Linked DNA regions of Homo sapiens: all the other regions are linked to region 2. A link is a contact called in ENCODE Hi-C or POLR2A ChIA-PET data. All regions are on one chromosome and are shown on one strand. The core of a region is the stretch at or near the end of the contact, and the rest is flanking DNA. Distances in the headings are between cores, read along the strand shown. Region 1 overlaps LOC124904746 (a long non-coding RNA gene). Region 2 holds the start of IZUMO2 (IZUMO family member 2). Region 3 overlaps MYH14 (myosin heavy chain 14).

Region 1 (4,996 bases), core at 1,364-3,863, 36 kb after region 2:
AGAGGGAGTAACAGGCAGAAAGCACAGCATATGTGAAGCCACAAAAGCATGAAACACTATTTATTCCTTCATCCATCCATCCATTTATCCATTATCCATCATCCATCCATCCATCCATCCATCCATCCATCCATCCATCCATCCATTTATCCATCCATCTATCCATTTATCCATCCATCTGTCCATTTATCCATTCAACCGTCCATTTATCCATCCATCCACCCATCCATTTATCCACCCATCTATCCATCCATCCATTTATCCATCCATCCATCCATCCATCCATCCATCCATCCATCCATCCATCCACCCATCCATTTATCCATCCATCCATCTGCCCATCTGTCTGTCCCTCTGTCCATCTGTATGTTTATCTGTTCATGTACTTATGCATTAATCGATTCTTCCATCCATCTTATTTATTTATTCATTGTGTATATCATTCATTCATTCATTCATGTATCCATCTATTCAAATGATCATCTGCCCCCTCATTCATCCATTTATTTATCCACTCATTGGTCACACATGCATCCGTTCATATAGTTATCAGCATCAGCTGTCATATGATCCTTCCCCAGCAACACCTCCTCAGAGAGCCTTTCCGAACCCTTTCTAAAATAATACCCAGCCACCTTGCCTCTATTACCCTCCTTTTTATTTTCATCACAGCCCTGAACGAGACTTGCCATTTTGCCCTGTAATTGTATGTTTACTTGTTCGGTGTCTGTGGCTACCATGAGAACATGATCATTTATTCAATGAGTGTTTCTCTCTTTTTAAAATTTAACTTTTAGGGGTACCTGTGCAGGTTTGTTATTAGGTAAATTGTGTGTCACAGGGGTTTGGTGTATGGATTATTTCATCACCCCAGTAATAAGCATGGTAGCCCAGACAAATATTTCTTGAGCATCACTGTGTGCCAGGCTCTGTTGTAGACACTGGGGATAACAGAGACAAAATCCCCTTCTGCATGAAGCTGACATTCTAGTGGTGATGTCAGACAATAAACATAAACATAAATAAACATAAAGGTAGTAAATAAATTATAAGGCATGTTGGAAGGAGGGTGCTGCGGCAAAAGAAAGCATAGAGCCAAATGAGGGTGTCAGGGGTCCAGGGGGATGGGTGCTCAAGGAAGACCTCACCAAGGAGGTGATAGCTGAACAAACGCTGTGGGGGAGAGAAGGAGCCCAAGCGGTTATCCAGGGGAAGAGCATTGCAGTTAGAGAATGGCACATGCAAAGGCCCTGAGGCAGGACTGAGCCTGGTGTGTTTTGGGGACATTAAGAAAGCCATTGTGGCTGGAATGGAATGAGGAAGGAGGAGAGAGCAAGAGGTGGGGGCAGAGAGGGCAGAGAGGGGACAGAGGGGACCAGATGGAGCAGGGCCATGTGGGGGAAGACTCTGTTTTCACTCTGAGTATGACCAGAGCCAGAGGAGGATTCTGAGCCAGGAAGAAACAGGATCCAACTGCCTGCAGGATGTGGTTCCCTCTGCCTGCCATATAGGGAGTAGATTAATACCTGAGTTTTGTGAGAGCCAGGATCATGTCTTTGCACCTGTCGCCTCCTCTGTGTCTGGGTGAAGTCTGGGTGGGGCACAGTGGCTCACATCTGTAATCCCAACGGTTTTGGAGGCCAAAGTGGGAGGGTCGCTTAGGCCCAGAAGTTCCAGACCAGCCTGGACAACACAGCGAGACCCTGTCTCTACAAAATCTTAAAAAAAAAAATTAGCCAGGGCCAGGCACGGTGACTCACGCCTGTAATCCCAGCACTTTGGGAGGCCGGGTTGGGTGGATCACGGGGTCAGGAGTTCAAGACCAGCCTGGCCAACATGGTGAAACCCCTTCTCTACTAAAAATACAAAAAAAAAAAAAAAAAGCTGGGCGTGGTGGAGCGCATCTGTAATCCCAGCTACTCGGAGGGCTGAGGCAGGAGAATCGCTTGTACCGGGAGGCAGAGGTTGCAGTGAGCCAAGATCACACCACTGCACTCCAGCCTGGGGGACAGAGCAACACTCTGTCTCAAAAAAAAAAAAAAAAAAAAATTAGCTGGGCATGGTGGCAAGTGCCTGTAGTCCCAGCTACTCAGGAGGCTTAGTTGGAAGGATCGCTCGAGCCCAGGAGGTTGAGGCCGCAGTGAGCCATGATTGTGCCACTGCACTCTGGCCTGGGTGACAGAGTGAGACCCCATCTCAAAACAAACAAACAAAAACAACAACAACAACAAAAACAAACGAAATAACAATAAACAGGAGTCTGCAAACTACAGACTATAGCCCACTGGCCAAATTCCTCCTGTCTGCATAAATAAAGTTTTATTGGAACACTACCTCACCTATTCATTTGCATATTGTCTCTGGCTGCTTTTATACTGCAAGGACAGTGTGGCACAATTGGAGCCAAGGCTTCTGTCCCGCAAAGCTGAAACTATCTACTGTCTGGCCTTTTACATGAAGAAGTTTGCTGACCCCTGGTCTAGAACAATTCTTGGCACACAGTAGGCACTCAAAAAATAATTGTTGCAGAACTGAACCTGTCACTCATCTGTGACCCACACGGGGTTGCTAGCTTGCTCTTGTCTCAGAGCCAGTTCCAGCTCCGAGTCACATGCAGGAAAACAACAGCCCAGCGACCAAAAATAAAATACTGGAACCATTCCAGTCTTTGCTGCAGAGAAAATGCCCAGGCAGGATTGCAGTCAGGACCCATGGCAAAACTTAGCACCCTCTTCCTCCTTTTGCTCTAGTAAGACTCAGGCCCCTTTCCCTCCATCAGGCATGGAAACTGCTCCCTAATTTTTTTTGCTCAAAATTTCCCCCCAAACTCTCTTCCACAAAGCTGCCCTGTCCTTGGTTCTCCCGTCTCTTCCCCTTTCAGCTCCAACTTTTTATCTTCTTTTTCTTTTTTTCTCACCCTGTCTTTTGGTGCTGACAGCTTTTTGTTTTCATCAGCTTAGTTCCTTGCTGGCTTTCCCCACACCTGTGCTGCTCCTTACTCAGATTCTGCATAACGAGGTCACGTCTGGGGGCTGTGCCAGCTGGTGGGAATCCAGCTTCCCTGGAGGCTCAGAATGCCCCCATATTCCCCTTTCCTTTTCCCCGGCACACACCCGTCGTGGTATTCCATCCCCCTTCACTGTCTGGGTTCCCTCTCTGCTGCAGCTGATACCCACAGGACCCACAGAGGGGTCAGCCCTGGACAGCCAAGGACTCACAATTTAATGTGAATGATCCCAGTGCCTGGAGTTCAGAGAGGGATGGCTGACGGGGTGGCCTTGATCCCTGAGATAATGAGTTTGGGGCTTTATCCTGAGGACCTTCTCTGGCAGGCCTGGATGGAGGACAGATGGAGAACTTAGAGGCAGTGGAGTGCCTCCTTTGGACTTGATTTTCTGGGTCTCAGCCTCCCTCTGCTGGCTTTGTGCAGCCCAAGCTCTACAGCCAGACTACATTGATTCGAATTCAGGCTCTGCCACCTTTAAACTGTGCAGACTACATTGATTTGAATGCAGGCTCTGCCACCTTTAAACTGTGCAACCTTGGTCAGCTGTGCCTCAGTGTCCTCATCTGTAAAATGGGTTTGACATTAGAACTTACCACTTAGCGTTATCAGGAGGATTATAGGATTTAGCACACAGAAGGGGCTTAGAACTGTGCCTGGAACACAGTAAGCACTCAATAAATACCAGCAACTTTCAAAATGCTGATACAGCCGTCCACCACATAGAATGCCCTCCGCAAAAGAAAGCTCATTACTATCACTCAGTGATGTCATCAATTACCTCATAGACTGAGCAGAATTGATGACATCTCCAATTATGAGGTCAATTTAGAACCTGGTGGGCATGATGATATCACAAGTTGCCAGGTAAATCTACCTGGGTAATCCCAGGCTAAATCTAGCCCTGGGTAGTGTTGATGACATCACCAGTTACCAGGCAGATTATAGTTAAAATGTGGGTGCCCAGTGCCTTCTTTCCTGTTTGAAATTCTGTTGTGTCCCAGTCCATACTCTTTCCTAGCACCGTTGGGAACAGGACTTTCATGTCTCTGGACCTCAATTTTTCTTTCTTTCTCTTTCTTTCTTTCTTTCTTCTCTCTCTTTTTTTTTTTTTTTTTTTTGAGTTTTTTGTGATAGAGTCTCAGTCTGTCACCCAGGCTGGAGTGCAATGGCACAATCTTGGCTCACTGCAAACTCCACCTCCCGAGCTCAAGCAATTCTCCTGCCTCAGCCTCCCAAGTAGCTGGGACTACAGGCGCCCACTGTCATGCCTGGCTTATTTTTGTATTTTTAGTAGAGATAGGGTTTCACCATGTTGGGTAGGCTGGTCTCAAACTCCTGGCCTCAGGTGATCCTCCCACCTCAGCCCCAAAAATTGCTGGGATTACAGGGGTGAGCCACTGTGCCTGGCGTGGACCTCAGTTTTCTATCCATCAAATGGGGATAATAAAAGCACCAGCCTCGTAGGGTTGTGGAGAGAATCCAATGAGTTAATACATAAAAGGGCAAAATGTCCAGCACACAGTCAGCACTCCATACACAGCAGCACTCATTATCTTTACTGTAGGATGTTTCCATGGAGCACGCTCCAGCCAGAGTGACAGGAGCCCTCAGCTCTGTCTTGGTTAAGACAGATGCCTGCAGGGGCCTGTTTCCTAGGAGTTGGAGCCCAGATCCGCCATTAGCAGTAGTCAGGAGACCCTGGACATGTTGCTAGCCTATAAAGTGGGGTAATGACCATGCCAGCCTCACGGGGCTGGCATGAGGATGCACTGACATAATGACAGTCATGTTTCCAGCACACAATCAGACCTCACAACTGTGAGCTGTGTTATCACTGCGAGTACTCTCAGAAAGGTCCTTTTCTCCCCAGGATGTTGTTTCCCCATCTGCAAAGAAGTGGAAGGTGGCTGTGGCAATCTCAAAGCCATGGCAATCTTGACACTATGACCACAGGGATGGTCCTGTGATTCACCTTTGCTGTTGCTGAGC
Region 2 (4,392 bases), core at 228-2,727:
TTTATTTTTTTCCTCCTTAGCATCTCCCTCCATTTGACATATTTTATCGGGCAATAAAGGATTAACTGAGCAGGCCTGGGTTGTCCCAATCCTGCACATCCCCCGCTCCCCCCCAAAAAAATTTGGCTCTTGCCTGGCTCACAGAAGGTAACCTCTATTTCCTTGGAATATCCTGCCTGTTAAGAGTATCTTGGTTTGGCCAGGCATGGTGGCTTACGCCTATAATCCCAGCACTTTGGGAGGCCTAGGCGGGCAGATCACTTGAGGTCAGAAGTTTGAGAACAGCCTGGCCAACATGGTGAAACCTCGTCTCTACTAAAAATACAAAAATTAGCCGGGCATGGTGGTGGGTGCCTGTAATCCCAGCTACTCGGGAGGCTGAGGCAGGAAAATCGCTTGAACCCGGCAGGCGGAAGCTCCAGTGAGCAGAGATTGTGGCACTGCACTCGAGCCTGGGTGACAGGGCGAGACCGTCTCAAAAAATAAAAATAAATAAATAAATAAAAGAGTATCTTGGTTTATGACCAGGTGCAGTGGCTCACACCTGTAATCCCAGCACTTTGGGAGGCTGAGACACAAGGATTTATTGAGGCCAGAAGTTTGAGACCAGCCTGGGCAATATAATGAGACCCAGTCTCTACAAAAAATTAAAAAGTAGAAAATTAGCCAGGTGTGGTGGCACATGCCTGTGGTCCCAGCTACTTGGGAGGCTGAGGCGGCAGGATCGCTGGAGCCCTGGAGGTCGAGGCTGCAGTGAGCTGTGATGGCGCTACTGCACTCCAGCCGGAGCGACAGTGAGGCTCTGTCTCTTAAAAAAGAAAAAAAAAAGGCTACATTGCATGCGTGTTTGCTCTTATTTTTATATTCAAGGGAGGTGGGGCAGACCGGCGGAAAGAAGAGGGGTGCTGGAGAAGGCGTTCCCTCGTCTCTCCTACCTTTCAGAGAGTTACCCATTAAGTGCTGCGTTTGGTTCTTGACAAAGGACGCCACAAGGTCCAGTTGATTTGTCTCTGGGGGGAGAAGGGAGAGGACACTCCAGTGAGCCCCCCAGAGAGCCAAGTGACCTCACCCCCTCCAGGCCTGGCCCCGACCCCTCTTGGGGGCGTGGTCTCCGGCATCCCTCGCCCAGCCCCGCTGCCCAATTTCTCCCAACACGCACCCACTTTCCCCACAAACACGTTCAGCGCGTAGTCCCGGAAGAAAGGCCCCTCCATGCCCATCAGCACGGCCCCGGCGCGCGCCTGCAGCTGCTCCAACTGGAAGCGACTGGGGATGAGGGCGGAGCGCAGGTGACCCAGGGCCTCCAGCACCAAGGGGTCGCACTGCAGGCAGCCCCAGCCTCCGGGGGCGCCCAAGCCCGAGAGCAGCAGAAGGGTCAAAGCCAGAGGCATGGCGGGGCCTTTGTGACGTCACAGAGAGAACCCGGCCCGCCCCGCCTCCCAGGCGAGGGCGCGGTCAGGAGGCCCAGGGAGCATCACGGTGTTACAGGCACGTGTTCGCTGAGCACCTGCTATGTGCCAGGCATGGTTCTAGAACCTAGAGAGAAAGTCAAGAAAAACAGAAAGCCTCTGCTCAACCCCTCTTGGAACTTACTAATTCCTCTTAAATTTATTCATTCAACACATATTGTTTTATTTTATTTATTTATTTATTTTTTCCCGAGATGGAGTCTCAACTCTGTCACCCAGGCTGGCGTGCAGTGGTGTGATCTCGGTTAACTGCAACCTCCGCCTCCCGGGTTCAAGTGATTCTCCTGCCTCAGCCTCCCAAGTAGCTGGGACTACAGGCGTGCGCCACCACGTCCGGCTAATTTTTTATTTTTAGTAGAGACGGGGTTTCATCATGTTGGCCAGGCTGGTCTCAAACTCCTGACCTCAGGTGATCTGCCCGCCTCGGCCTCCCAAAGTGCTGGGATTATAGGTGTGAGTCACCACGCCCGGCCCACATATTGTTTTTTTTTTTTTTTTTTTTTTTTTTTTTTGAGACAGAGTCTTGCTCTGTCACCCAGGCTGGAGTGCAGTGAGGCGATCCCGGGTCACGGCAAGCTCTACCTCCCAGGTTCAACCTATTTTTGTGCCTCAGCCAACCGAGTAGCTGGGGTTACCATGCCACCACACCCAGATAATTTATATATATATATATATATATATATATATATATATATATATAGAGAGAGAGAGAGAGAGAGAGAGAGAGAGAGAGAGAGAGAGAGAGAGAGATGGAGTCTCACTCTGTGTCACAGGCTGGAGCTCAGTGGTGCGATCTCAGCTCACTGCAATCTTTGCCTCCCAGGTTCAAGAGATTCTCCTACCTCAGCCTCCTGTGTAGCTGGGATTACAGGCACGCACCACCACACCCAGCTGATTTGTGTATTTTTAGTAGAAACGGGTTTTCACCCTGTTGTTCAGGCTGGTCTGGAACTCCTGACCTCAAGTAATTCACCCGCCTCAGCCTCCCAAAGTGCTGGGATTACAGGCCACTGCGTTCAACCTTACATGCAACACATATTTATTTATTGAACACCTACTATGTGCCAGGTGCTGTTCAAGGCCCCCAGAGCTAGAGCTGAGAAAAACAAGAGGTTCTTGTGCTTGCAGTACTTAAATTAATTAACTCAACAAATATTTATTGAGCACCTACTATGTGCCAGGCTCCAGAGATAGACTGACATAAGACGAACACAATCTCTGCTCATAGAGTTCAGGCTAGCAGGGATGGGAGGGAGTGGCAGGAAGAGAAACGTAAAACCTGGTACACAGATGAGTAACTGAAATACTGACAAACTGCATTACCTGCTGGGAAGCAAATACACAGTGTGATACAGTTAAGAGAGTTCCCTGAGGCCAGGAGGTAGGGTCTGGTTCCCTGCTGTTGTCCAGCGCCTAGCGTGTACTAGTTGTTCAACAGATATTTAGCAAATCAATGAATCCACAAGGGAGGGTATACTGAGGGAAGGGCACTTTGTTTTTCCCTGCAATTTTCATCTTGAAAGTTTTAAAATCTGGAGAACAGTTGCAAGGATGACCCAATAAACACTCAGATATGACTTCACATTTTGCATTCGCTGTATCTCTCTATATATGTAGATGAATTTAATATCAATTAAATCATAGAAATTCAACTAAAAGACATTATAATAGTATACACAGAGATATAGCAAATGTCAAAATAATATGATATATTAATATATAGTTAAATATTAATTCAGAGAGATTAAATTAATTAAGACTAAATATTACTACGTTGAGGGAGAGAGGAGGAGAGAGAGGCAGAGTAGGAGAGGGCAGTTGTCTTATTAATAGTTTAGGTTCTACAACAAAACTCCATAGACTGGGTGGCTTATAAACAACAGAATTTATTTCTTCCAGCTCTGGAGGCTGGAAATCCAAGAGCAGAGCACCAGCAAGGTCAGGTTCTGGTGGAGCTCTCTTCTTGTATCCTCACATGGCAAAAAGAGGGTGAGAGGACTCTTTGGGTTCCCTTTTTTATTTTTTAATTTTTGAGATGGGGTCTTGCTCTTGTCACCCAGGCTGGAGTGCAGTGGCACGATCTCAGCTCACTGCAACCTCCACTTCCCAGGTTCAAGCGATTCTCCTGCTTCAGCCTCCTGAGTAGCTGGGACTACAGGCGTGTGCCACCACGCCCGGCTAATTTCTGAATTTTTAGTAGAGATGGGGTTTTGCCATGTTGGCCAGGCTGGTCTCAAACTCCCGACCTCAAGTGATCCGCAACCCCCCTCGGCCTCAAAAAGTGCTGGGATTACAAAGTGTGAGATCAGGCCACAAGGAGGTGCTCACACCCAAGTGAAATTCTCTCTGCTCCCGGACTGAGAGTCAGGCCTTGCCACCCACGCCTACCTTTCTTAGGATCACCCAGTTGTCTACCTAATGCCGTGCTGGCCATAATTTGAGAAATCAACCTGAGATATTAACGTGTGCGTCCTTTTCCTCATCCCCTATTACCATCTGCCTTTCAGGCAGGGAGTCAAGGGGCTGTTGTTTGACTGAAGAAGGGGTGGCCAGAATGGGATGGGAAGGCCACTCATTCCTCAGCTTCAAGCCCCAAACCCTCAGGCCTGGGTGTGAGGCAGGAAGGCTTGGGATGCAGAACCGGTTTTGTTTATCGGGTTCAGCCATGCTAATTTGGTAAAACATAAGTTAGATGAACTATCATCAGATTTCACACCCCAGCAAAAGTGGCTGAGGAAGTTCCCACACTCGCTCTCCAGGCGCACAGACGTCCATCACTGTGTTGTTGACGGCACTGGGAGGCAAAGGCAAGCTGGGTGTCCTCACTGGGGAGGTGGGTCGCCTGTGGTACAGGACCCTGCAAGCAGCTAGAAGAACAGATGAGCCTGTCCACACCATGCCATGAATGGATCCAAGTGAAAAC
Region 3 (4,360 bases), core at 935-3,434, 52 kb after region 2:
CTTTGCCTTTTAATAAATACTCTGAGCGCTCCCAGCAACCTTGTAAGGTATCTGCTGTCATCCCCGCTCTGCAGGTGGGGAAGCTGAGCCTCAGACTAGGGGGCAGGATTTGAACATAAGCCCCACAACTAGGAACCAGCTAAGCTAGAACTTGAAACCAGGTCACTGTGACTGCAGACCCCAGGTCCTAGCCATTGCACTAGGAAGATTATTCAGAAAGTTCAGGAGAAAAAGTGGTAGGGCCTGAGCTAAGGTGGTGGCCAGGGAGCCAGACTTTTGGGGCCTAAGAAATGAATGTGAGAGAGAAGATTCTAGAATTCCAGACAGGAAGCACATTGGGCCTTAATAAAGATCATTAGCACTTAGTGAGTACCTGCTTTCTCTGCTGGGTGCTGTTCTAAATTTCTTTCCAATATGATCTTATTGACCCCCTCCCCATCCACATAAGGTTGTGAGGTAGGGATTATCACCCTCTTTTTCCCACAGCTTGGAGAGGGGAAGCCATTTGCCCAACAGAAGCTGATAGTGGCTAAAATATTGAGCATGCAGTGTTTCAAGGTCCATGTTCTGTTTTTTGTTTGTTTGTTTGTTTTAGACATAGCCTTGCTCTGTCACACAGGCTGGAGTGCAATGGCATGCTTACAGCTCACTGCAGCTCAACCTCCTGGGCTCAAGTGATCCTCCTGCCTCAGCCTCCTAAGTAGCTGGGACTACAGGCACATACCACCAAGCCTGGCTGATTTTTTAATTTGTTGTAGAGACAGTGTTTCACAATGTTACCCAGGCTAGTCTCAAACTCCTGGACTCAAGTGATCCTCTTGCCTGGGCCTCTCAAACTGCTGGATTTACAGGCTTGAGCCACTGCTGTGCCCAGCTGGGGTTCACATTAAACCCTCTGCATGCCACATGAACTTGTGGATGACTCCCAGGCACCTTATGTAGGAAGCACTATTTCTGTCCCCGTTAGCTAAAGACACTGAGACCCTGAAAGGTTGCTTGCTGGAGCCACCTGGCCTGAAAATGTTACAGGTGTGATTCAAACTCTGCCCTATTTAAGACCTGTGCTTAATACATGTTTGTTGACTGACCAACTGATGATGGGGATGGTGGTGTTGTCCAGTGAAAAGTGGGACATCCAGGGCTCCAGAAACCCAGTTTCTGCCACTAATAGGCTGTTTGGCTTTGAGTTGCTAAGAGTCTCAGTCCCTTTCCTGGGACCCTTGGGGCAGGGAGGGAACCCCTTCGTAGAACACCCCGCTCTGAGAAACACGGAAGATGCATTATGTGATTTCACACTCAGAACACTTCTAGGTGATGGGTTAAAAGCCGCATTTTCCAGGGCTGGAAACTGAGGTTTAGAGAGGACACATCCTTCATTCAAATTCACACACAGCTCAAAAATGCTGCATCTGAATTTGAACACTGGATGGCTTCAAAGTCTGAGTGATGAGCCTGAGAGTTTGAGGCTGCAGTGAGCCAGGATCGTGCCACTACACTCCAGCCTGGGCGACAGAGCCAGACTCTGTCCCACCCGCCCCCGTCCAAAAAATTCCGAGTTAGCCTAGGGCTCCCAGGTAGGATGAGTGATGTAAGAGTCTCCAGACCCATATCTGGCGTGTGTTGCATGGGCCCCGCCTCGGCCTGGCTGGTTTTTATCCATGATCTCCCCTAATCCCCACAGCCTTTGTAATGAGGTGGGGAGTGTCGCCCTCGGTTTCCCAAGGAGGAAACTGAGACTATGGGGAAAGTCACCAGGCTGAGGGGAGCGGGGGGGCAGGTCTGTCTTCAGAGCCCCGAGGGCTGGAGCAGCCATTCCTGACCCTTCCAGGAGGGCTTCCCCAGCTGTCTCCCACCCTGTGGGGGTGCACCAGCCTTTGTTCTTCCCCCCAGCCTTGTTGACCAGCTCAGGTTTCCGTTCCCAGGGTGTCGCCCTGGAAACAAGGTGTGGCTGGCAGGAGGGGCCAGGGTGGGAGGGTGGCGTGGGGAGTGGGTTCCTCCGCCAGCCAGGAGTGGGGGCCGGGGCGCCGGCAGCCATGAGATACCCTCCCAGGGAATGTGGTCCGGCCGCCCCACCCTCTGAGAGCTGGGGGGAGCTCCCGGAGCAGCCCTTTCAGGCAGGGAGGGCAGACACCCAGCAAACCGGTTGTTCTGCTCCTGGCTGGCCACCCAGGCCACCCACCCTCCCACCGTTAGAAGGTTGGCACCTGGGACCAGGCAGCCTGTGGTGGCCACACCCTACTGTGCTTGAGAAGCTCAAGCTCCCTGGGAGCTTAAAACAGTTCTGCTGGCCGGGCACAGTGGCTCATGCCTGTAATCCCAGGCATGCCGGGGTGGGAAGATCACTTGAGCCAGGGGTTCAAGACCAGCCTGGGCAACATAGTGAGACCTGATCTCTACAAAAAGTAAAAATTTTAAAAATTGGCCAAGCATGGTGGTGCATACCTGTGGTCCCATCTGCTTGGGAGGCTGAGGTGGGAGGATTGTTTGAGCCCAGGAGGTAGAGGCTGCAGTGAGCTGTGTTCATGCCACTGCACTCCAGCCTGGGTGACAAAGTGAGATCCTGTTTCTAAAAAACAAAAGAAAAAGATAGTCCTGCTGCTAACCAGCTTAGAAACCAGCTAGCTGGGTGACTAGCAGAGTAGGTTACCCTACTTTATCACACACAGCTAGAAAACACATCTGAATTTGAATCCCGGGTGGCTTCAAAGTCAAGCGACAAGCCCAGAGTAGCTAACTAGCTAAGCCACTAAGCAGGTAATTCTCTGGCTAGTTTAGCTAGCTAACTTTAGATAGCTTGGCTAGTTAGCTCTCTGGCTGGTTTAGCTAAGTGGCTAACTAGCTCTCTAGCTATGTTTAACTGCTTCTGTGAGTGTTGAGCCCCTCTTGCCTACATGATACCCTTGTGAGCTGGATTTGTTCTTAAACTGTTACAGAGTCCTGAGGCCGGGTGTGAAGGTTCACATCTCTAATCCCAGCACTTTGGGAGGCCGAGGTGGGCAGATCACTTGAGGTCAGGAGTTCAAGACCAGCCTGGGCAACATAGAGAGACCCTGTGTCTACAAAAAAATACACCAGGTGCGGTGACTCAAGCCTGTAATCCCGGCACTTTGGGAGGCTGTAGTGGGAGAATTAGTTGAGCCCAGGAATTCAAGAGCAGCCTGGGCAACGTAGTGAGACCCCGTCTCTACTAAAAATAAGAAAAATTAGCCTAGTGGATTGACACACACTTGTGATCCCAGCTACTCTCGAGGCTGAGGTGAGAGGATTGCTTTAGTCTAGGAGGTGGAGGCTGCAGTGAGCCATGATTGTACCACTGCACTCCAGCCTGGGTGACAGAGTAAGACCCTGTCTCAAAGAGGGGAAAAAAAAAAAAGACTAGGCATGGTCATGTCAGCAGGACTGTTATGTGTCTATTATCAGTAGAAACCGCAGGTATGTTCCTGTTGCATTTCGGTTATTGCAGATACCACAGGCACCCTTCCAGAGATAGTCCATGCATATTCAAATGAATATATAAAAATATATAAAAAGATTCCTCTTCCATCCTTTCTTTTTTTTTTTTTTTTTTTTTTTTGAGACAGAGTCTCGCTCTGTTGCCCAGGCTGGAGTGCAGTGGCGCAATCTTGGCTTACTGCAACCTCCGCCTGCCAGGTTCAAACAATTCTTCTGCCTCAGCCTCCCAAGTAGCTGGGACTACAGGCATGTGTCACCACACCTGGCTAATTTTTTTTGTACTTTTAGTAGAGATGGGGTTTCACCATGCTGGCCAGGCTGGGCTCGAACTCCTGACCTCGTGATCCACCCGTCTCGGCTTCCCAAAGTGCTGGGATTGCAGGCGTGAGCCACCGTGCCCGGCCCTCCTCTTCCATCCTTTCTAATGCAAATGGTAGCTCCTCACGCAGTCCTCAACTCACCTCCTTTTACTTGATATTGATTTGAAGACAGTCCCATGTCTATACATAAGAGCTTTGTAGGAATGCATCGTATGAAGATGCATTCAGGTCGTTTCTAGTCTTTTGCTGCTACAAAGAGTGCCTCAACCGGTCACCTCGCACATGGTCATTTCCTGTGTGAGTCCAGGCAGCCACAGGCTGTGACCCAAGTCTGGCTGGCTGCAAAGGCCTTGTTCTCTCTCAGGACAAATCCTCACCCAGACAGTGCCTTTGTGCAATTTGGAAAGATTCTTTGCTACCATCAGCCTGAAAATGCTCATAACAAACATTCAAATCTACATTGTTATGGTGTAGACATACCATGTGCAGATAGATGCCCTTGTGCAGTGCACGGCCTGCTCAGCAGCCCCATGACGCCTTTCAGGCCGTGGGCAGCCATCTGAGACCCTCTCCCCTCTCACCCACTG

The links. Hi-C counts contacts between places; a loop is a spot of excess contacts on that map. ChIA-PET counts read pairs that join two places held with the same protein, here RNA polymerase II (POLR2A). Pooled maps may share reads with other maps.
Region 1: a pooled map shows a loop between it and region 2 (2.9-fold over the local background). The contact joins the enhancer-like site here to the promoter of IZUMO2 in region 2. A Hi-C loop is called at or near these places in 1 of 168 maps with a recorded cell type or tissue (PC-9) and 3 of 50 pooled maps. POLR2A ChIA-PET finds 5 or more read pairs at or near these places in 6 of 52 experiments (Caco-2, HEK293, PC-9 and 2 more).
Region 3: a map of PC-9 shows a loop between it and region 2 (5-fold over the local background). The contact joins the enhancer-like site here to the promoter of IZUMO2 in region 2. A Hi-C loop is called at or near these places in 3 of 168 maps with a recorded cell type or tissue (Calu3, PC-9 and breast epithelium) and 3 of 50 pooled maps. POLR2A ChIA-PET finds 5 or more read pairs at or near these places in 3 of 52 experiments (Caco-2, HEK293 and PC-9).

The regions. Positions count from the first base shown.
Region 1 is chr19:50,196,299-50,201,294 of GRCh38, forward strand. The region is part of intron 1 of LOC124904746 (a long non-coding RNA gene); the gene reads right to left. Among named protein-coding and RNA genes, the nearest start is that of MYH14, 4.8 kb to the right of the region's middle. Within about 2 kb of position 2,614, at least 9 of the 41 ENCODE cell types and tissues checked have a DNase peak (open chromatin) inside an H3K27ac peak, as active enhancers do.
Region 2 is chr19:50,161,804-50,166,195 of GRCh38, forward strand. IZUMO2 (IZUMO family member 2) reads right to left here and starts at 1,478. Exons shown (of 7, transcript NM_152358.3): 1 at 1,160-1,478; 2 at 936-1,010. The coding sequence starts at 1,391.
Region 3 is chr19:50,213,252-50,217,611 of GRCh38, forward strand. The region is part of intron 2 of MYH14 (myosin heavy chain 14); the gene reads left to right. Among named protein-coding and RNA genes, the nearest start is that of MYH14, 12 kb to the left of the region's middle. RefSeq lists an enhancer at 1,990-2,565. Within about 2 kb of position 2,185, at least 15 of the 41 ENCODE cell types and tissues checked have a DNase peak (open chromatin) inside an H3K27ac peak, as active enhancers do; they include PC-9 and breast epithelium, where a contact is called at or near this core.